Regions from separate parts of the Homo sapiens genome. Here all the other regions are linked to region 1. The links are chromatin contacts, found by Hi-C or POLR2A ChIA-PET in ENCODE. All regions are on one chromosome and are shown on one strand. The core of a region is the stretch at or near the end of the contact, and the rest is flanking DNA. Distances in the headings are between cores, read along the strand shown.

What was found. A loop is a pair of places that touch in the nucleus more often than their neighbours do. ChIA-PET counts read pairs that join two places held with the same protein, here RNA polymerase II (POLR2A). Pooled maps may share reads with other maps.
Region 2: a pooled map shows a loop between it and region 1 (2.4-fold over the local background). The contact joins two enhancer-like sites. A Hi-C loop is called at or near these places in 1 of 50 pooled maps.
Region 3: a loop to region 1 is called in a map of natural killer cell, with 6 times the contacts of the local background. The contact joins two enhancer-like sites. A Hi-C loop is called at or near these places in 1 of 168 maps with a recorded cell type or tissue (natural killer cell), 1 of 37 single-sample maps with no recorded cell type and 8 of 50 pooled maps. POLR2A ChIA-PET finds 5 or more read pairs at or near these places in 1 of 52 experiments (activated T-cell).
Region 4: a pooled map shows a loop between it and region 1 (5-fold over the local background). The contact joins two enhancer-like sites. A Hi-C loop is called at or near these places in 14 of 37 single-sample maps with no recorded cell type and 11 of 50 pooled maps. POLR2A ChIA-PET finds 5 or more read pairs at or near these places in 1 of 52 experiments (OCI-LY7).
Region 5: a loop to region 1 is called in a map of naive thymus-derived CD4-positive, alpha-beta T cell, with 3 times the contacts of the local background. The contact joins the promoter of REEP3 here to the enhancer-like site in region 1. A Hi-C loop is called at or near these places in 1 of 168 maps with a recorded cell type or tissue (naive thymus-derived CD4-positive, alpha-beta T cell), 3 of 37 single-sample maps with no recorded cell type and 9 of 50 pooled maps.
Region 6: a loop to region 1 is called in a pooled map, with 2.8 times the contacts of the local background. The contact joins two enhancer-like sites. A Hi-C loop is called at or near these places in 2 of 37 single-sample maps with no recorded cell type and 2 of 50 pooled maps.

What each region holds. Positions count from the first base shown.
Region 1 is chr10:62,635,405-62,639,056 of GRCh38, reverse strand. All of the region lies in intron 1 of LOC105378327 (a long non-coding RNA gene), which reads left to right. Among named protein-coding and RNA genes, the nearest start is that of ADO, 170 kb to the left of the region's middle. RefSeq lists enhancers at 916-1,145, 1,156-1,395, 1,686-1,775. Within about 2 kb of position 1,541, at least 20 of the 41 ENCODE cell types and tissues checked have a DNase peak (open chromatin) inside an H3K27ac peak, as active enhancers do; they include OCI-LY7 and natural killer cell, where a contact is called at or near this core.
Region 2 is chr10:62,017,505-62,021,126 of GRCh38, reverse strand. The region is part of intron 4 of ARID5B (AT-rich interaction domain 5B); the gene reads right to left. Among named protein-coding and RNA genes, the nearest start is that of ARID5B, 120 kb to the right of the region's middle. Within about 2 kb of position 1,571, at least 7 of the 41 ENCODE cell types and tissues checked have a DNase peak (open chromatin) inside an H3K27ac peak, as active enhancers do.
Region 3 is chr10:61,940,661-61,944,609 of GRCh38, reverse strand. The region is part of intron 3 of ARID5B (AT-rich interaction domain 5B); the gene reads right to left. Among named protein-coding and RNA genes, the nearest start is that of ARID5B, 41 kb to the right of the region's middle. Within about 2 kb of position 1,514, at least 13 of the 41 ENCODE cell types and tissues checked have a DNase peak (open chromatin) inside an H3K27ac peak, as active enhancers do; they include natural killer cell, where a contact is called at or near this core.
Region 4 is chr10:62,044,579-62,048,011 of GRCh38, reverse strand. All of the region lies in intron 4 of ARID5B (AT-rich interaction domain 5B), which reads right to left. Among named protein-coding and RNA genes, the nearest start is that of ARID5B, 140 kb to the right of the region's middle. RefSeq lists enhancers at 414-473, 1,264-1,403, 1,534-1,583. Within about 2 kb of position 2,176, at least 10 of the 41 ENCODE cell types and tissues checked have a DNase peak (open chromatin) inside an H3K27ac peak, as active enhancers do; they include OCI-LY7, where a contact is called at or near this core.
Region 5 is chr10:63,520,073-63,523,558 of GRCh38, reverse strand. It overlaps REEP3 (receptor accessory protein 3), which reads right to left and starts at 2,158. Exons shown (of 8, transcript NM_001001330.3): 1 at 1,982-2,158. The coding sequence starts at 2,013. It also overlaps a transcript of JMJD1C not described here. RefSeq lists a silencer at 1,473-2,522 and an enhancer at 2,913-2,962.
Region 6 is chr10:63,205,303-63,208,795 of GRCh38, reverse strand. JMJD1C (jumonji domain containing 1C) reads left to right here. Exons shown (of 26, transcript NM_032776.3): 10 at 1-2,201. Among named protein-coding and RNA genes, the nearest start is that of NRBF2, 74 kb to the right of the region's middle. RefSeq lists a silencer at 2,221-2,421. Within about 2 kb of position 1,250, at least 18 of the 41 ENCODE cell types and tissues checked have a DNase peak (open chromatin) inside an H3K27ac peak, as active enhancers do.

The DNA of each region.
Region 1 (3,652 bases), core at 292-2,791:
CTCTCTGTCAAAGGAGTTCTGGATGGAGAGGCGTATGCTAAGGATCTTTGGGCAAGGGGCAAGGACCCTTGGGATTTAATTTATCTACCAAGTGCTTCTGAAAAAAAGCTGTACAAAAAATGCACTGCATAAAAGCAACTTGATAATCCTGATGAAAGCAACCAGACCCTTATCAGGGAATGAGCTATGACCCTGGCATGAGGGTCAGACATCATCGATGGTCACCAATGTAGTAAGACTTGAGAGGCACTGGAAAGTCTCACCGGCTCCCGTGGTAAGACCAGAAACTTCACCATCAGAGAGTCATTACTTTGGGTAAAGTACTTCTCTCTCCTTTAAATGTAATTAGCGGACATAGTGAGTTGCCAATATCTTGGAGTGAATTCGCTGACCTAACTCTTTTCTTTAAGGATAAGGGACCTTAATGATGCTGGATTCTGGGGAAGAACCAGGCCTCAGAGAGAGAAGGGGCAAAATCTGCTGAGCTAGAGGGTGGAAGGAAAGTACATTTTGTTTAACTGGATAAATATTCAGGCCCCTGCAAGCTGCTTCAGTGTGGAAAAGACAATTTGGGGTGGGGGAACGGTAGTCTGGCCCCACATAAACCCTTTAAAATTGCAGACTCCCCCATCCCCCGCCACTGAGAGTCTTCCACATGAATTTGATGTAATGGGAGTAGCACACTCACACATTTTGGAAGATAAGAGCTGAATGTGTTTAAATAACTATCAGGCTGGCGGGAAAGATATCCAGGCTTGCCTGGAGCCACCTTTTCACCACAGAAGGGAAAAACCTAACCCTGACAAGCACGTGGCTGATTATTAGCCGTGTGATGAAGTGTTACTTCCTGTGCAGGACATTCGCATTTCTTGAGAAACTCTTTCTCAATCATAGTGAGTGATATTTTTAGAAAATGAAGGCCTTTGTTTTCTTCCTCTATGTGTATGCTCCCCGCTTCCCTTCACTTCCCCCAAGTCCCATACCCTACCCCAGAGAAGAGATTTAATGAGGGAGTGCATGTCCCCACATGGGGTGGGGGGAGGAGAGTGGGCAGACAATCAGAAAAATGCAATTTACCTGCCCTAGTAGAACTTGAATCACCATACAGACATCTCTTTCATAGTTTTTGCAGCCAAATGTTGCTTTCCTTTCTTGTTTTCCTTCCAGATAATGCAGCTAATATCTTTTCCTTGTGGGGTTGTATTTACTATTCTGAGATCACATTAACATTACTCATTTAACAATCTGCAATGTTTTGAAACCGACATGTCTCACCATATCCCAGAATGGGGTTTTTTTCTCCGCCTGATGCTTTGATTGATAAGGACCGCCCATGACCATGACCTTTAAGATGCATAGTCCAGAGGGCATGGGGTTTGGGCGAAAGGCGGCAAAGGCCTCCCTATCAGCAGGATCACTGTGAGCTCCTGCTCAACAAATGACAGTGCACACTTCACTGCAGATTGGATGCTTTCTGAACTGGTGGAGGCTCAGGAAGCTGCTCTGAGCTGCCCAGACTGAGCAACTGAAACTAAAAGTGAAGCCGTCAAACGCAGCTTCCTGAGCTTTCAGTTCTGGTTGATTTGATGGAGAGTGGGGTGCTATGTTCTCTAACTGTTTTATGGCAGGATCTGTGCACAGGGGTGAGAGTAAAGACTATTAAGAGATCATCCCCACCCTGAAGGAGTTTTCAGTCTAGCAGAGAGACAGACATGTAAATAAGTGTGGTAGATGCCTTCCGAAGATATATACACTGTGGCAGATCGGAGAAAGTGGGCAGTTCTCTAAGGAGGGGAGAGGAGTTGGGGGGATGGGGAAAGTTATAGAAGACTAAAGAGAGAATGCTTGGACTAGGCCTTCATGAAGAAGTAGGCGCTGTCTAGGTGGGAATGAAACGCAAGTGTATTTTTTTTTTTTTGCCTTTGCAAATACATTGAAAAGCATGATGCTCTGGGGGAACTTCTAGAACTCTGATGGCCAGAGTATAAGTTGGAGAGAAGGAAGGGGGAAGAGCAGAGATGAAATATAGGAGGCAGATCACAGAGCCCCCTGCAGGCCCTACAATGGGGTTTTTATTCTACCACATAGGCAATGGGAAGCTACTGGCTAGACTTTAAGTAAGGCAGAGGCTTATTAGACTTTCATTTTAAAAAGGTCGCTTGAGTATCTGTGGGGAGAATAAGCCTGGTTGAGACAGAAGGCAAGAAAAGTAGTTGGGAGGCTGTTAAAATAATTCAAGAAAGATGTGAAGTTTGCAAATAAGGGAGTGGAAGAGTGGAAGGATTAGAGAAGGAGAGAATTACCAAGATTTGGTGATTGGGTAGTAGAGGGAGAGGGTTGAGAGTTAAAGGAAAACGAGACATGTAAGATGCCACCCAGGATTCTGGTTTGAGTGACTATAGAAGACATGGAACGAAAGGGGTGTAAGACAACTAATTCTGTGTTGTGCATGTTGAATTTGAGATGCTTGTGGGACACCGAAGTGGAGAGGCCCAATGTGCAGTTGCTTATGTGGGTTTGACGCACAAAAGATAGGTCAGGGATGAGGAGAAAAACATGAGAGCCATTGGTGAGCAGGTGGCTGTTGAAAGCATGGCAGGGGAGGCCCTGTCCTGTGGGAAGGGCAGAAGGTCAAGGACAGTCCCTCAATTCGTCAACTCAAAGTTGTGGGCAAAGATGGAAGAGCCAGAAAGGGCAACTGCCAAGGAGAAGAGGAGAAATTTGTGTCAAGGAAGGCAGGAGAGAGGGTTTCAAGAGGATAAGACTGGTCCACAGTGTCACACGCTTCAGGGAGGCCAGTGAGACGAAGACTAAAAGCATGCACTGGATAGAGCACTTGGTGATCTTGATGCAGTGAAGCCACAGTGTGGCCCTGGGTGTGGAGGTGAAATTAGCATAGGTGGAAATGGGAGGTGAGTGAGTGGAGGCAATGCACGCGGAAGGCTTGCCCAGGAGAAGGAGGAAAGAGCTTCACCAAAATATTTAGAACTACTGATTTTGTCTGAAAGTTATTTCACAACCAAACAAGGCAGGGTAGTGTCATAGGACAAGAAAGGTGGATTTTGACTACTGAGAACTTCTCACTGTGTTGCAGGCCCTGGGCTGAGGGCTTTGGCATTACAGTCTTGAGTATTCTTTTATTGTATTCTGTCCTTTCATTTTCCTCCAAGATTTTGCAGCCACTCTCCCCTCCCTGCTCAGATTCTACCTCTGCTGTAGCTGGGCTTACACCGTAAGGGCATTTGAGGTCTAGATGAAATCTTAGAAATATAAGACTCTCTCAAAGTTTTTCAATAAGCAGGGCTAATACTAATAATCAATGCTAAACAGCAATCAACAATGTCATGATACCCTAATAAACCTTTAAAGAAGAACTTAGACAAGAAAGCTGTCAAAATGGAAATGGGGGTAGAGTCTTGGCCATGTCAGGGGAAACAAGCACAGAGACCCAGGGTGGTGAGCATGTGTCCTGGGAGGTGGTGGTGCCAGGTGTCCACCACGCTATGTGAGGCAGCCACGTTATTGTTTTGAACAGCGTATCCTCAACCTAGCCTCTTCTAATTGTATAATCACAAAGCTGTAATCACTGATTCCAAAGAGCTGGAAGCCTCAGACGATTGAAAAGTCAAAATGCAGATGTGACAGTAATACA
Region 2 (3,622 bases), core at 322-2,821, 620 kb after region 1:
GTTTTGTGTTTCTCACAATCACACTGCAGCAACAACTTTTGTCTTCTATCTTCTGAGATATATATATATATATATATATATATATATATATATATATTCATGTGACAAACCCATGATCCCAGTGCACTGCCACAAATGCTCATTAACAAGCATCACAGTCCCACAGTCAGTTCTGTGAGCTTTGAACCAGTTCCAGAACGAGGGCTACAGCAAATGGCAGCTTGGCCTTTTCATTTTTTCCATTTTTTACACTTAACAAAATGTAGAAAACTCCCAATAACCGCTCCTTTCACACTTTTTATCTCCTTTATAAGTTCGTAATATTCACCCATTAAATCTCAAACTTTGCTATGTTCTTATGTAATGCTTAATTCTCTTCTCTGGCGTTGGCTTGTGAAATGTCTTTAATTAAAAAAGCTAAAAGCACTCTAAATCTGGATGGCAGACTCATTTCCAGGGCATTCAGGCATGTTGTCTAATTTTAAAACTCTGACAGGATACATGTAAATTTATGCAAGTTTCATAAAAGTCACAATTTCCTCCTTGAATTCAAGCTAAAGAAAATGCCCCTGAGCTCTTTTCAAAGCTGTTTGTTTTACTGGAGAGCTCATTTTGCCCATTGTGTTGGAGGTGATTATTCTGAAGAATATCCGATGTCAAAGTCCCATCAATCCACTAAGAATTAAGGAGTTAAATTTCCCGACTATTGATCAAACAGACTCTTTGATCATTATTTTATGCCTTTTAAACACAGATGGGGGAGGGGAGGAAAAATATTATCATGCAAATTATTTTGGTTGACAGTAATTAAGAAATTATATGTTAAGAAAATCAGTAATTGTTCACATGAGTCATTAATGTGTTTTCATTCTTTGTAAAACTTTCTGGCACGCCCTTCCTTTCTTGCTTTAAATAAGCAAGGACTGGAAAATATGCATAGTATTTGGAACCCAGGGGAGTGACATATTAATTCAAAGTTTGCTTGGAAGTGTAGCTTTGTGGAAACTCAAACATGTTCCCATCCTTTTTTGTTTCCACCTCCCTTCTACTCAAGACTCCTCGCCAGAAAGTTAGGGTAGCCTCTTTGAATGTAAGGCAGGGTCTTCTATGGGCTGAGACTCGCTTCTCTTCAGAGGGTCACAGTTAGGAGGGTCACAATTAGAAGACTCACTGCCTAGGAAATCTGTAAGAAAACCCACAAAATGTGGGAATCAGAACGAGCTCAGCCCTGGGCGATTAACCAGTCCTTGCTAATTCTGTGGCTCCCTAGGAGCAAATCTTCACTCTGAATTAAACCTTTGCCAAAGTTTGTTTTGGAAAGGTCTTAAATCCACAGGAAAGAGACTAAAAGTGTATGATGGAAGGCTGAAACAAGCTCCTAAATGGTTGGGACACCTTCGAATGAACTCAGGTTGGCTTATAAATGGCCAATCCCTAAAAGAGCACAAACTAAAATTACATTTGTTTTTATTGAAAGACAGCCTCAAGTGCTGACATGTAGTGTATGACATGGGATACATAATAATACTCTTAAACCAGTTCTGACATAATATCTCCGGCGGCCTAATAACCACAAATGATTGCTTTAGTTAAGAACTAGCCAGAAGCAAAATAGATCCATGTAAAAGTAGCTTGAATCATAAATGCCTCAACAATATTTTATGTCACTTTGTAAAAGTTAAAGGAGTCCTATAATAATTAACAACAAAAACGCCATGTTCTTCACTATTGTACGGTGGTTGTGAAAGGTTATTTCATAGTCCCGAGGCTGCCAGTGCCGTAAATTATGCAGGCACCAAGAAGCATTAAGGAGAAATAATAGCAATTTAAACGAAGGCTGACGTAATTCATGATAAACAGTCATTGGAAAATATTACAATGTTGTCTTTTTTGAGTGGGTTTAATCAGAAGAATGTGACCATATTCTAACATAAACCACTTCTCTTTTCCATTGTGCTAGCACTTGGAATGTTGGCACTCACCCTAGCTGCAAGGTTCTTATTCACAATAATTGCTGAATCCAGAGCTCCAACACCTCCAGGGAACCTAACAATGTAAATTTGGTATTCTGATTGATGGAAGGAGCTTCCAAGACAAAGCTCCAAACCTCTGGGCTGCATGGTGGTCTAAAAAAGGGACTGAAATTTGAGATTCATACAGCCAGGATACTTTCAAGAATACACATTAGAAAGATGGCTCAAGTAAAGCAAGCAGTAAAGAATTACTTTACTGTGATGTCTAACAGAACCTGGAGATGTGGTATGAATCTGGCAGCTGTCCTGATAAAAGCAGATCTTTGTCACAGATTGTTCTTGGTGAACTGTAAATATAGCAACACATTAAGAAGTAAATATGATGGGGAAGACCAAACCAGCCAACTTTCATTAATGCAAAATATCACCAGGTCAGGATCATAAGACATAATCACAAGACAGGGTGGTCAAGCAGATGTTTGTATCTGAACACCCACAAAAAATTACCTTCTGTGCATAAAAGACGACAGTGGTGGGGGCGGGGGAGGGGCAGGTTTGAAAAAAAAAAAAAAAGGTCAGGAACGCGTCTCATGCCAACATGGAGACCGGGCAATATTTACCTCTCTGGCACCCACCCAGTCTTTGGAAACGTAAAGATAATAATGATATTGGTATTACAACTACAAAGCCTTCCAATGTGCAGTTCATTTAAAAGTCTTTAAGCCAACTATTGATTATCTGTGGTGACGAAGGAAGGCAAGGATAAAAGAAAACACAGAAAATCCAATGGCTTATCTTTCCCACTGGTTTCTGTTTCATTCATGATCCATTCTTTCCAAGGGCCATTAAGAGCAGCAGAAGTGATTTCATTTTTTCTTCCTCTCCTTTTCTCTGCCAACCTTCGGATGGAGGTGCTAATGAGCTGGAATAAACTCAAACGAAGGGAGAGGAGGTCTGCCCAGGAAGTCAGGGACTTAGATAATCTACATAGTGGGGCCTCTGTCCCTGATAATAAAAAATTAATTGCCACCTTGCAGAGATCATTTAAAATATCTATTATATAGAAAACCCGATTATTTTTGACACTGGATCTTTTCTTCCAACTGAATCTATTTAAATCATCTCAGAGGTCAAATATCTGGCCACTTCTTTAAAAATATTCTTTCAAAGTAAGATAAATGGCTTTCTCTGGCATTTATACTATTGAATAATAAAAATGTATTTTATCTCCTCTACACACAAACCTTACTTTCTCTAAATAGCCCACTGTGAACATTATCAGTGAATTTTGCTCAGTGTACAAATATTTTATGTATTACAATGAGTAGCAGAACACAAAACTTGCAAATATTTATTTTTAGACATATGGGAAAAAAAGCAATTAGAGCTAAAAATGTGAAGAATGAAGAGCTCACTTAGAAGCAATTACATTGGACATGCAAACTGTTCTGCCATCAAACTTTTATTCAGATGCTGTAGAGCATATTAAGAAATATCACTTGCACACACAAAAAAGAAAATATTATTTCACAACCAAACATTTCCAATCACTATAAACAACATCTGGGGGTCATTAATAACTTACTCTGCAGCTGAATTAGCCAAATAATATGTGGCCTGACTCAGAATTCCTAAATTTCTATTTTTGA
Region 3 (3,949 bases), core at 265-2,764, 690 kb after region 1:
TATAGGCCAATAAAGCTTACACTGCAGCTTTCATACTTCGCTTAAAGGAACTCTGTAAGAATCAGTGTTACATAAAATAATTTGATTTTTTTTTCAAACTATAGCCCAAGGAATAAAAAAATGCAAGTTTGCTATGTTTAACTGATAGTGTTTATATTCCTTACTTACTAAAAATTTTGTAAAATGAAATAATTCTTCATTTGACTACTTTCAACTGCCATACCAAATATGGGTATCAAGTCCACTTTATTATAAAAGCTAAGTACTGTAATTCTAAAGACAAAAATAAATAACTAGAGGCTTGTGTGGTGAATGATTTAATCAACCCAATTCTTCTGGAAAAACAGGTTCTTGTGTTCATTATGCTTATGAATAATACATTCCTTAACCCTCCTATTTTAACATAGTTATTTTTCTTTTTTTTTTATAAACTTCAGTATGAAACAGTCTGAAAGAAGGTAAAATATCTCACTGAGTAAAGTCATAATTTGCATTGGTTTCATATTGAACTTTCTTTCTTTGAAAAGGACAAAGAGGAGGGAAGAGAATGAATGCACTTTACCACATTTCAGAAGTGTTTTTTAAGATTATTAGTTTTTCCACTATCCAGATCTGTAGTTTTAGTCATCAACCATTAAGAGTCTTAAATGAAAACTCTAGAGAGTTTTAAAAAGCAGAAAGATGACATCCTCAAATATTGTCTAAATGTGCTCCCTCAAGGGGGAAGGGGATAAAAAAAAAATGAAAGAGTTGTGATTTGAATCAGAGCATTTATTGGAAGCTGCCATGTGGGGCAGAGTTTCTCTTTGTGGAGTATTAATTTGTTGGCAGACACACATTTGTGAGAACATTCTTGTTTTTTTTTTTTACTATTCAGAGAGAGACAGGAAGTGACACAAACTGGAATTAAAGCGAACTTATTCTACCTAAACACTAAGCAAGAAAAGTGCTTTAATGAGCTTTTATATTTTAAAATCCCTTCTCTAAGAACCAATCTAATTATTTTGTTATTATTCATGTTTCAACATTATGAAATAACTCAGTTAAAAAACGATAACATGTTGGAGTTTTACTTTATCCATAGAAAGGTGAGATCTTTCCGTTCTTTGCTTACTTCCACCAGAAAAAAAGGGGGGGGGCCTCAAATAATCTCACAGTTCATCTTCTTTCTTTGGTAAGAACAATGAGGAGTTGGAAGGGTTCTACAGAAGGAAAAACCTAATAAGTGTGTGAATTTCCATTAACAATGTGGTATTGGAGGTGGTTTCAGTGTGACCAACAGAAAAGGAGATAAGAAAACCACTGCGGAGAAAGAAAAGTACAGACAACAAATATTTTGATGTTATAGAAGAGGCTGAAGAGAAAGTTGTGGGGACAGGAATGTGTACAGAAAATGACACCCCCTATCTCCTCAATATAAATCCTGACAATGTAGACTTACAAACCTTAGATTAGGCAGATAATGGAAACTCATTACATTAAGGAAAGTTTTTGTTTCTCTTTCCACATTATTACAACACAGTGTGCATTCCAATTACAAAAGCTATTTGTCTCAAATTCCCCACAGTTCATAGCAACTGAGTAGAATTTCAAGGCCCTAAATTCTATCCTTAAAGGGGTATTTTACATTAAAAATTTTTTAAGTACATGGTGTTTCTTGTGCCCCAGGAGAGAGCCTCCCAATCAACTCTCCTGTTGATCATTTTCCCTTCTTCAGCACTAATCATAAAGCTGTCTCCAAAATGAGACCAAAACAAACAAACAAAATCAGACTCAACCTAAAAGCCTTTTTTGTTTTGTTTTGTTTTGTTTTTGAGACAGAGCCTCGCTGTTGTCGCCCAGGCTGGAGTGCAAAGGTGTGATGATTTCGGCTCACTGCAACCTCTGCCTCCCAGGTTCCAGCAATTCTCTTGCCTCAGCCTCCCAAGTAGCTGAGATTACAGGCCCCTGCCACCACACGTGACTAATTTTTCTATTTTTAGTAGAGATGGGGTTTCACCATGTTGGCCAGGCTGGTCTTGAACTCCTGACCTCAGGTGATCCACCTGCCTCGGCCTCCCAAAGTGCTGGGATTACAGGCGTGAGCCACCGCACCCGGCCAGGAACCTTTTTATCAATACACATTCATTGGCCTTTCCTTACTCCTACTGAATGAAGAATCTAGAAAAGCTGGTCTCAGTAATCAGTATTGTTTTTTAAATTTCTTTCTTGAGTCTAATAAGCAACTAAATTTAAAAACCACTCATCTAGATTTTCCAGGCCAAACCACCTGCAAGTACTGTGAATATTCACTATAAACCAATTTCTTCTGGAATCAACTGCAAAAAGGTAGAATATGGACCTTCTTTTTTTTTAGAATCCAAGAGGATCAACCTTTTATTTCTTTGGGTGGAATTAAGAAATTAGACTTATTTTCCTGTTCATTAATAAATTATCCATTTTAAACACAATTTTAAACATAAACCTTGCTATAAATACTCTTGTTTATATGTGTGACATCAAGCTTAACCATCTACACATCCTTTTGTCCCCTGTGGGTTTCCTGTTTAATTTTTTATTAGTAACAGTATATTCCATAACACACACACACAAAATTAAACAAACAAAAGAAAGGTTTTAATGTTAAGGAAAACATAAGACAATGGTAATACAACTTAGATCATACATTAGGAAAGTAACACAACAGATGTATTATTCAGCATTACCGCAAGTCATAAGACTAGTTATTGTGTGTTCACAAAACTGGGGGGTGTAACAGTATATATAGGAAGATTATCAAAAAACTCTTTGGCTTTAGAAGGAAAACCACTAGTCTAATAATTGTCTCTAAATGTGCAGGTGACAATCAGGCTGCCATATCTAAAATGTTACTGTCTGACATCAACCAAAAGATGCCAGGAAACCGTTGATAGTTAAACTCAAACTGCAAGAAAATATTAATGCTATTCCCAAAACACAGCACAGCTCATCACAAACCAGGGTCACATGAAAGCCACAGTCAGTTACTGGTGTTATTCAGTCTCTTTATGCCAATTAAAATAAATTGCCTAGGTTTGTTGTAATAGTTAAGTTCTGGGTTTAAAAAAAAAAAAACCAGGAAGTTGTCACATTAAGGCGTAAAATAGGACTGCAAAAATCAGCATTGTGCGCAAATGAAAGAAAAAGATGCCTTAATATGTTAAAGTGCAGTTCCTCTTTGCCTAAAGAGGAAATAACTAGTCTAAATCAGAGGACAACAATTTTCGTCTTGGGCAATGCTAGGAGAATAAATCAGTGAATGACACGGGAATACAAACAGAAGAAAAAAAAAAAGCAATGAAAGGACACAAAATGTCACTGGAGAAGAAAGTGTTAAGAAAAAGCAATAGAACTAATTATGAAGCCCCTCCTTTATGCCAGTCAATGTGCTCTACCCCTTCTATCTCACATCTCACAATAACCCTGTAAAGTTCCCCTATTTTTTAGATGGGGAAACTGAGGCTTAGAAGTTAAATTATTTGCCTAAGGCCATACAGCTAAGAAGCAGCAGAGTTAGTATGTAAACACCAATCAGCACAACTACTCCAAAGCCCAAGTTCTCCTTTAAACTTACAGTGGAAGAGGGAAGCAAAAAAAAAAAAAAAAAAAAAAAAAAAAAAAAAAAATATATATATATATATATATATATATATATATATATATATATAGTTGATGGTACCACTGAACACTAAAAGATCAAGCAAACCTATGCCATTGGTTGCCAACCAGTGGATCCCCTGGCTTGACATTGTTCTCTTGCTCCACATTGAGGAACTCATCCCTTTTCCTCAGTTTGTTTTCCACTCAATGTAAAACATGAAATTGGGACATGGTGTTAATAGATGTCATACTACATACTTATAGCAAGTATTTAAACTCTTCATTAATTCAATTTTAGGTGCTCTAATTAAATTGTATGCCTTGACATCAC
Region 4 (3,433 bases), core at 927-3,426, 590 kb after region 1:
AGTAAGGCTATAATCTAGTCCCCACATGCAATGCACAAACACCCTGAAGAGCACAAATATTCAAAGTACGGGGTGGGGGGAATGGAACACAAAGGACTGGGTAGGTGCCTCTGCAATCGAATCAGAGACCTTTTGGATTCAGAAGACTCCAGGTAAAGTTTTGGTATTGAAGGACTGGCTTTGGGGACAGCAAAAATTCTGGTCCCCAGGCCACATCTTTGTCCCTCTAGAGTCATAATCTGTCATTTGCTAGGTCAGTGAGTGAAAACAGGTGCATTATGGTGTGCTGGTGGGCAGGAGTGGGATGGGTCTGCGGACTTTAATTCACTCATGTAAGAGACAGCCCCACCTCCTTCCAGCCACCCTGCAAGGACCTACACCTGCCCTCTCCTTGAAAGCTCAGTGCTATGTACTTACTGACAGAACCTAAATCCTAAGACTCCAGAATTAGACCAGCTCTTGTTCTTTAGGTGAGACTGATCTCTACCAAGAAAAAGCTCTGCTAGGGAGAGAGCAGTACCCTTACTGATAGCATATCTGGCTTCAGTCAGTTTTATTAGAAAAAAAACAGTGCAAAGCAATAGACGTACTGTTACTTTTACGTGTGTATATGATTCACTGGCCTGGCTTATCACAGAGTTCAGTAAATGCTCTTTGCATGAATGTTTTCAGTATTATACATGAATAATAAGAGTAGCTAAGTGAATAATAATAGTAGCTAACCATTTCTGAGCACTTTCTCTGTACAAGTCACTCTTCTGAGTGCTTTGCATACAATAATTCCACTAAAACTCACAGCAAGCCAAAGAGGAAGGCATGATCCTTATCCCCATCTTACAGACCAGGAAACTGAGACAGAGATGAAATTACTTGTCTCAGACCATACAAATGGTTACTGGCAGCAGAAGGATTTCAACACAGGCAACTGGACTTTATCCAGAGCCCCTGCTTTAAGCAACTTATCTCTAACAGACACACACACAGACACACACACACACACACACACACAGACACACACACATTGCCTCAAAATGAAGTATTCATACTAACTTGGGCTGGCAGTCACCAGGGAGCTCTCCGCAAATGAAAACACTCAAGTACTACATAGCACGAGGGTGCTGCAGCCCACCCCAGACAGGAAACACTGTCCGACAGAATTGACAGCGAGTGGGGTCCCCTTTAGTCTTGACCCAGCAGTAGGTGGCAAGACTCCCACTAAGGCCAATAAAACTTAGTCAGAGAGCCCTACATATTACCCTCCTTAACCAGTGGGCCACTGACTCTTCTGCCTAATCAGTGAAAGATCTCTGTGGTTTAAAAAAAAAATCTTTCCCCTCTGACTGCCCATCTGTTCCTCTTACTCAGTGCCAAGAAATTAACAACTATTCACCTTTGTGAAGTCACTGCTATTTCTATAGGTGTTAATCCTCAGAGAATCAAGCTACCTCCAGAGCTCCAGGCTACTCTGACAGCTAACCCATGTTTGTTTTTTCTTTTTAAACTCCTTCAAATATTAATGAATTATAGTCTATTTTCTCAACAATATAGCAAAACAAGTTTGTTTTTCTTAAAGGGTCTAGAAGCTGAGTTGCAGACAATTTGTTTATATATTTATTTCACTACGGGTTCACACAAGTTACATGGCAGGGCAGTGCAGGTGTGGGAAACTTTTATGTCAACCCCAACTCTTGCAATAATAATAATAAAACAAAGGGAAATGTAACCAGTTACTGGCAAAGTAAATTGCTTTTGGCTTAAATGTTCCTGTTTTTTTCTACTGTGTTCTTCCTGTCATGACCGTCTCTTTTTTTTAATAGCATTTATGCTCTTGGAAATACCACGAAGATAGATAAACTGCTATAAAAGCTGGATTGACTCATCAGTTAACAACTCTTCCTTCCCATTTTGCAGAGAGACTTGTTGCCAACACAGCTACATATTCTCTCGAGAAATTCTTTGTGAGCTTCCACTCAGAGATAGGATTTACTTGTTGGTAGGGACTGGAATCAGGGGAATGGAAAACCAGCACAATTTTCCTAAGAGTTTGACCCCCGAGGTCAATGTCTAGAGAAGTCGGCGGAGCGTTAACTCATTCGATTTGCAAGTTGCGTGTGTCTTTTAAACACGAGCCAGAAAACAAAACTCCACTGATCACAGTATTAGGGAAGACAAACATTGTTCTATGTATAGTATGCGTTACTGATAATACCCTGCATTTCTGTAATGCTTTTCCTCTGAGGATATCAATTCTCTGGCACATTTTCTTTTCAGACAATAATCTTAAAATACTGGCTGGGCACTTTGGGAGGCTGAGGCGGGTGGATCACGTGGTCAGGAGTTCGAGACCAGCCTGGTTAACATAGTGAAACCCTGTCTCTACCAAAAATACAAAAATTAGCCAGGCATGGTGGTGTGCACCTGTAGTCCCAGCTACTCGGGAGGCTGAGGCAGGAGAATCTCTTGAACCCGGGAGGCGGTGGTTGTGGTGAGCCAAGATCGCACCACTGCACTCCAGCCTGGGCAGGCAACAGAGCAAGACTTCGTCTAAAAAAAAAAAAAAAAAATACCCTGGCAAGTTTCAGCATGGAGCATTGCTCTTTCGGGGGGGAGGAGTAACCTACCCTAATTTAGTTATCATTTACTGTGTTCTATTTTCAATGTTTCCCTTTTAACTATTTGGAAACTTCCTCTTTCATTACAACAAAAATAGAACGAATGTTTTTAAAGTTATTAACGTATGAGTAAAAGACTTAGAAACCAAGAATGGCAGAAGGCTTGATCAAAGCCACTCCTAAAATTTATGGGTGTAATGAAAGAAAGGCATTTCACAGATAATCTCTTACAGAATTTCAGTTTTCAAATATGTGGGGGAACAAAAGAAAACTAGAAGCTCTCAGACCTCATTTTGGCTTTAACTTAAAGCCAATATTTAAAAATTCATAAATAAGTCCCTGAAATTTTTATTTCAAATCCACAGTTATATTTCATATAGTGACCATTGGTATTAAATTTCTATTCAATTGTTTGAATCTTTCTACAAATTCACAAAACACTGATCACATACGAATTTAGGAAATATTCAAGTTTATTTTCATTCTGTTTTCCCAAAATCAGTCTTCCACACCCAACAGAAATGCCTGAGAAGCAATTGCATTGTATGAGATATAAACACACTGGGCCATTGACAAGCACAACTTGATCCTGCGCGACGTTCTAACTCTGATGATGAATTTTGAACAATAGATATGGAAACACAATACTGCAAAAGTTTCATTATTTGGCAATTGTTCTGACAGTTTCCTCTTCAGAGTAATTATTTTTTCTCAGATAAAGGCATTAAAAAGATGAAGCCCTGGTGGTGGCTCATGACTGTAATCCCAGCACTTTGGGAGGTGGGAATATTGCTTGACCGGGAACTTGAGACCAGCTTGGG
Region 5 (3,486 bases), core at 909-3,408, 880 kb before region 1:
ATTTGAGCGATCCTCCTACCTCAGTCCCTGAGTAGCTGGGATTACAGGTGTGAGCTACTGTGACTAGCTAATTAAATTTTTCTTTTTTTGTGGAGACAAGGTCTCGCTATGTTGCCCAGGCTGGTCTCTAACTCTTGTGATCAAACAATCTTCCCTCCTTGGCCTCCCAAAGTGCTAGGATTACAGGTGTGAGCCACTCTACTGGGCCTATTCTTTAAGGCCCATCTGAAACGTAATCTCCCTTGCCTTTTCTGATTCTCCAACCAGATATCCCTTCCTTGTCCAACACTGGGTATTAGAGTGGGTGTAACTTTTACAAGAGTTGACATTTGGACCTGTACTGCAGATATCTGTGCACCCAAACTGTCAATTCCCATGATCAACTACGTGTTACTGACCTTTGTGTTATAGGTAGCACCTAGAACAGACATTCATATTCATTGGCAATTATGAAAAACAAAAGTCTAAAAGTGCTTCACAATTTTCTGTCAGCTGAAGAACTGGTCAAAGAAATCCAGAGGCTTTTTTTTTTTTTTTTGTAAAGTACAGCTTCTTAATAGGGCACTTGATTTTCTAGGTGTGGACACAACAGTTGATAGACATCTACTAGGTCAAGAAAGGTATGCCTGAATTAGATAAATGACAGACTCAAAAGAGAGGCCAGGAAAAGGCTGAAAAACAATCTGAAGGCATCTGTGGTATCCTTTTGTTTATATCTTGATTTTTAGTTTCGTACAGGGGAACACAGGAAGCTCTGAGGCTTTAAAACTAGAAACTTTGCGATTTAATCAAATGAAAAATTTTGAATGCTGTGCTGCAAATCTGATTAAATAGGGCTAGTAATTCACTTCCAAACAAAATAAACCCCAAACTCAGAAAATCTAGCTCCTTTTAACAAAAAGTCTGGTAATGTTATTTTTCCTAAATTCTAAAGCTTATCAGAGAAGCCTGCCCCCTCACATAAACATTTTTTCATATACCTTTATGAAACCTTCTGAGATAACACTACTACAGAGGTGAATAATGAATTCATAGGCCCTAGCTGTAACTACGTCATTGTTTACTTGGTGACTTTTTTTTTAATCGGGGAGAGGGGTAAAATGGAGATGAGAGAAAATCAGTTTAAACTGTATTCAAATACATTTACACGATTAACACCACCAACTCAAGGAATTTCTTTTTCTTACAGACCTGTAGCACTTGTTGGTAGGAGAACAATGAAATGAACCCATAATTTGAACAAAGGCAACAGGCACCTGCAGCCTTTCAATCACTTAGCAAATATTTCCGCCGAGACAGGGCCGAATTCGGGGATCTGGGCGAGCAGCCGGTGTCACCTTTCTCGGTAAGCTGCAAATCTTGGGAAAACTAGGACCCTTCCCAGGGATCCTGGGCTGGGAGCGGTCTCCGGTTTTTAGACAAATCTCTCCTCCTACCACACGTGACCGAATGGCAATCAGCCGCCAAGAGAGACACCGCAACGCATCAGCCGCGGGATACAAAGGCTCGGCACTGCCGTCGCATCCTCGGGAGGATCGCGGAGCCTCCCGCGCTCGGCGTCTGCGGAGCCTGCGCAGGGAGCAGCTGCGAGGCGCGCCGCTCCCGGGCCCGCAGGGCGGTGCCGCGCTGCGCGGGGAGCAGGAGCGGGGAGCGCGCGCCGCCTGCCCTGAGCGCCTGCCCACCCAGCGCCGCCGGAGCAGGGGCGCCGCGCCGCACCGCACGCAGCCGAGCAGCGCCACAGCCGCCGCCGCCGTCGCAGCCGCAGTCGCCGCAGCTAGGCCCTCGGCCGTCGCAGGGAGCTCCGCAGCGACGTGGACCAAGGTGAGGAAGCCGAGGGCTCCCCCAGACCCTCGGCAGGCCCGAGGCCGGGCTACCCCGTCCCCGCCCAGGCCCAGGCCTTCCCTTTCCTCTCGGCTCCTTCCCCTTCCCACAGCTCCCCTGGGCCTCGCGCCGGCTGCAGGGCGCAGTGAGAGGCACTTACACCACGGCTCTGGAGATCATCCAGGACACCATCTTCACGGGGGCTTGGGCCCCACGTCCGGGGCGGGTGGGCGCAGGGCGCTGCGGACCAGGCCGCCAACGGCAGGCCGCGCGCTTCGCCGGCTCCTCGCGCTCCCCGGGGCCGCGCTGGCGCCCTCAGGAGCCGGGCCCGGTGTGTGCGCGCGGCGGCCTGGGCTGCGCAGAGGTCGGTCCCCCGCCCGTCCCCGCCCGCCCCCGCCCGCCGGCCCGGCAGCCTAGTCCGGACAGCACCCCGCCCCTGCGCTCCGCTGATAGGCGGTGGCGGCGGCGCGTTGGCCCGGGCCAGGGCTGGGGCCAGGCGGCCGGGCTCCAGGGCTGGGCTGGCGGGATCCTAGCCCGCGCTGGACGGCCTCGCTGCCGCGGCCTTGGCCCCTGCGCTCTAACCAACCTTACCCTCCTTAGCTCTTTGGGACGCCCACACTCGCGGCGAGAGTGGGGCAGGAGGCTGAGGAAGGGTACTGGAGGGTAGGGATTGGCAGTGCCTGTGTGAAAAGTGAGATATTCGCAGGAACTCGGTGTCCAATAAAACTCTCGACCAGGCCCTGGTTTTGGAGAGCCAAGACTTTGAGGTGTGCCTGGCCACATCCGGTATCCTCAGTGTTTACGGAGGCCCAGCACCAAAGGCGTCCTTATATTACCACATTTTAAAGGAATCGTCGAGAGGTTCTTGCACAGGCCTCCGTGTGTGCCACGAGTCTCGTGGTGCAATGCAGGGAGGGACAGAGGAGGATTTCATGTTTGCAGTAGTGGGTGCAGTGATACCACTGTTCTGGGCCTCTTAGGGCACCTTTTCATCAGAGCATCTGCAAAGACTGTTTACAGACACGAATCTCCATTATTTCCCTGAGGCCTGCCAGATGTTCAAAGTAAAGGCTGGGTCTAGGATTCCTGACCTGTCTTAAGATTTACAACTATATTACAGCTGTAAGATTTACAACTGTATTTTTTGGAGGTTGGGTTACTGCTTACACCTTGCTGTTCTTGCAAATATCATTTCAAGGGCAGACTTTTAAAACTGTTTTTTTTTTTTTTTTGTGACAGTACCAAATTGAGAAAATGATGTTAAAGTTTAGATATTTTTATTTTTTCCAGTTAAGACGATAGTAAAAGATAATTCTAGTATTCAGATGGTGCGAAGAATAAAAGATGAAATGTAGGCTTGGAGCCTTTAATTAAAGTCCTAGAAAATATGATGGCTTTTGTGACCATACTGTAATTTTGTCTTCTTGTTCCTCAGTTTCCCTGTGATAAAAAGGGGGTAATAATACTGTAGTCTGTCTCTTGCCTTTCAAGGGTGATATGAGGCACTGCTAAATAATATGTTTAGGAAATACTCTGACTTGCATGGAAGACAATCAAAGGACACAACAGATTATCCTAAATTATTTTCAGTTCTCAGTCAATAAATTGGGTAATATTTCATTATTTAAGAAACAAGCTCAGAAGCTACTTTCTACTCTTGGGTTA
Region 6 (3,493 bases), core at 1-2,500, 570 kb before region 1:
AGAAAGAAAAGCTTTTATGGAACCATTACGGTCTGTTGCATCCACATCAGCCAAAAATGACCTGGATCTAAATAGGTCACAGACTGGAAAAGATTGTCACTTACATAGGCATTTTGTGGATCCAGTATTAAATCAGTTACAGAGGCCACCCCAGGAGACTGGAGAGAGGTTAAACAAATACAAAGAGGAACACCGTCGAATTCTTCAAGAAAGTATTGATGTTGCTCCCTTTACAACTAAAATCAAGGGACTTGAGGGTGAGAGAGAGAATTATTCCAGAGTGGCATCATCATCTTCCAGTCCTAAAAGCCATATCATCAAACAAGATATGGATGTAGAACGCTCAGTATCAGATCTTTATAAAATGAAGCACTCAGTGCCTCAGAGTTTACCCCAAAGTAACTATTTCACTACATTGTCTAATAGTGTGGTCAATGAACCACCAAGATCATACCCATCCAAAGAAGTTTCAAATATTTACGGTGATAAACAGAGTAATGCCCTTGCAGCGGCAGCAGCTAATCCTCAAACTCTGACTTCATTTATAACATCTCTTTCAAAGCCTCCACCTTTGATTAAACACCAACCAGAAAGTGAAGGTTTAGTAGGCAAGATACCAGAACATCTTCCACATCAGATTGCATCTCACTCAGTAACAACCTTCAGAAATGATTGTAGGAGTCCTACCCATTTGACAGTTTCTTCTACAAATACACTCCGCAGTATGCCTGCATTACATAGAGCACCAGTATTTCACCCACCAATCCATCACAGCCTGGAAAGAAAGGAAGGCAGCTATAGTAGTCTTTCCCCTCCAACTTTAACTCCGGTGATGCCAGTAAATGCTGGTGGTAAAGTTCAAGAATCACAGAAGCCTCCAACTCTAATACCCGAACCAAAAGACTCCCAGGCAAATTTTAAGAGTTCTTCAGAACAGAGTTTGACGGAGATGTGGAGACCTAATAATAACCTCAGCAAAGAGAAAACTGAATGGCATGTGGAGAAAAGCAGCGGAAAGTTACAGGCTGCTATGGCATCTGTCATTGTGCGTCCATCTTCTAGTACAAAAACTGATAGTATGCCAGCAATGCAGTTAGCTTCTAAAGATCGTGTTAGTGAAAGATCTTCAGCTGGGGCACATAAAACAGATTGCCTCAAACTAGCAGAAGCCGGAGAAACTGGAAGAATCATTTTGCCAAATGTGAATTCAGACAGTGTTCACACAAAATCTGAAAAAAACTTTCAGGCTGTCTCACAGGGCAGTGTTCCCAGTTCAGTCATGTCTGCTGTAAATACGATGTGTAATACCAAAACGGATGTAATCACATCTGCTGCCGATACTACCAGTGTTTCCAGCTGGGGTGGTTCAGAAGTAATTTCCTCTTTATCAAATACCATTTTGGCCTCTACATCATCAGAATGTGTATCTTCAAAAAGTGTCAGTCAGCCAGTGGCTCAAAAACAAGAATGCAAGGTCAGCACCACAGCACCAGTTACATTAGCCAGTAGTAAGACAGGAAGTGTTGTTCAACCCAGTTCTGGGTTCTCAGGCACAACTGATTTTATCCATTTAAAAAAGCACAAGGCAGCATTGGCTGCAGCTCAGTATAAAAGTAGTAATGCCAGTGAGACTGAACCTAATGCTATAAAAAATCAGACACTTTCAGCCTCCCTTCCTCTGGATAGCACTGTAATCTGTAGTACAATTAACAAAGCAAACTCTGTAGGAAATGGGCAAGCTTCCCAGACAAGTCAACCAAACTACCATACTAAACTGAAAAAGGCCTGGCTCACCAGACACTCAGAAGAAGATAAAAATACTAATAAAATGGAAAATTCAGGGAATTCTGTATCAGAAATTATTAAGCCATGTTCTGTCAACTTAATAGCCTCTACATCTAGTGATATACAAAATAGTGTAGATAGTAAGATCATAGTTGATAAATATGTAAAAGATGATAAAGTCAACAGGAGAAAAGCCAAAAGAACTTATGAATCTGGCTCTGAAAGTGGAGACTCAGATGAAAGTGAAAGCAAGTCAGAGCAAAGGACTAAAAGACAACCTAAGCCAACTTACAAAAAGAAGCAAAATGATTTGCAAAAGAGAAAAGGTGAAATAGAAGAAGATTTGAAACCCAATGGAGTTCTCAGCAGGAGTGCCAAAGAAAGAAGTAAACTGAAGTTGCAAAGCAACAGTAATAGTAAGTCAGTTACTTTGTTTTATCTCAGGTAAAATGGGCTGAATGTTTTAGCTATACTAGTGTGCTGCTTTAAAGATCAGTGAGCTTAAAGGCATCCTTTGTCTTCATTTGCGTGCCTTAGCTTTATGTATATGCTCATTGATCTCATTTCTACATTTCACAAGTAAGTACCCTTTAAGAGGAAATGAGAGAACACTTATTCCTCTATTTTTAAAAGACTTGTAGAAATATATATCTTACCTGACAGTCATTGTAGGTAATTTGCGTAATTTAACGTGGAATTTAGTAGTTACTCGTAATTTTGGCCATTTCTAAGAATTGTCAAAATGCAGTTATGGCTGTCACACCAAAAGTGGATTTGTAATATCAGCTAAGATATTTACCTCTAACAAGATGTAGTCAGGAAAGAAATTCTGCTCACATACACATATTTTGAGGCAAATTTCTAGAAGATAGTTACAGTTGTCCCTGGGTATACCTGTGGGGGATTGGTTCCAGGACGCCCCCACGGATACCAAAATTCACAGATGTGCACATCCCTTATATAAAATAGCATAGTACAGTCATGTGCTGCATAACAACTTTTCAGTCAGTGACAGAATGCACAGCTGGGCACAGTGGCTCACTCCTGTAATCCCAGCACTTTGGGAAGCTGAGGCAGGAGGATCACTTGAGCTGGCGTGGTTGAAGCTGCAGTGAGCCATGATTGCACCACCGCACTCCAGCCTGGGCAACAGAGCAAGACCATGTCTCAAAAAATAAACAAAAAATGATGGAATGTATATATGACAGTGGTCTCATATAAGATCGTAAGACTGTGTTTTTACTATACCTCTTTCTTTGTTCAGATACGTAAATACTTTGTGTTACAATTATCTACAGTATAAAGTACAGTAAATACTGTACGGGTTTGTAAGCTAGGTTTGTGTAAGTACATGCTATGAAGTTCCTACAGTGAGGAAATTGCCTAATAGTGTATGACTATATTTGCATGTAACCTACACACATCCTCCCATATACTTTAAATCATTTCTAGATTCCTTATAATGCCCAACACAACGCTTACACATCACTTCATTTATGCAGGATTGAACATAGTACTCTGCACATGGCAAATTAAAGTTTTGTTTTTTTGGAACTTTGTAGAATATTTTTTCCCCCAAGTATTTTTGATCCATGGTAGGTTGAACCCATGGGTTTGGAACCCACGGTTATGGAGGGCCAATTTTACTTCAGAGTAATATGAATGTGGACTGTATTTCACTCTTATATCATCTGGTGACAAAATTGGA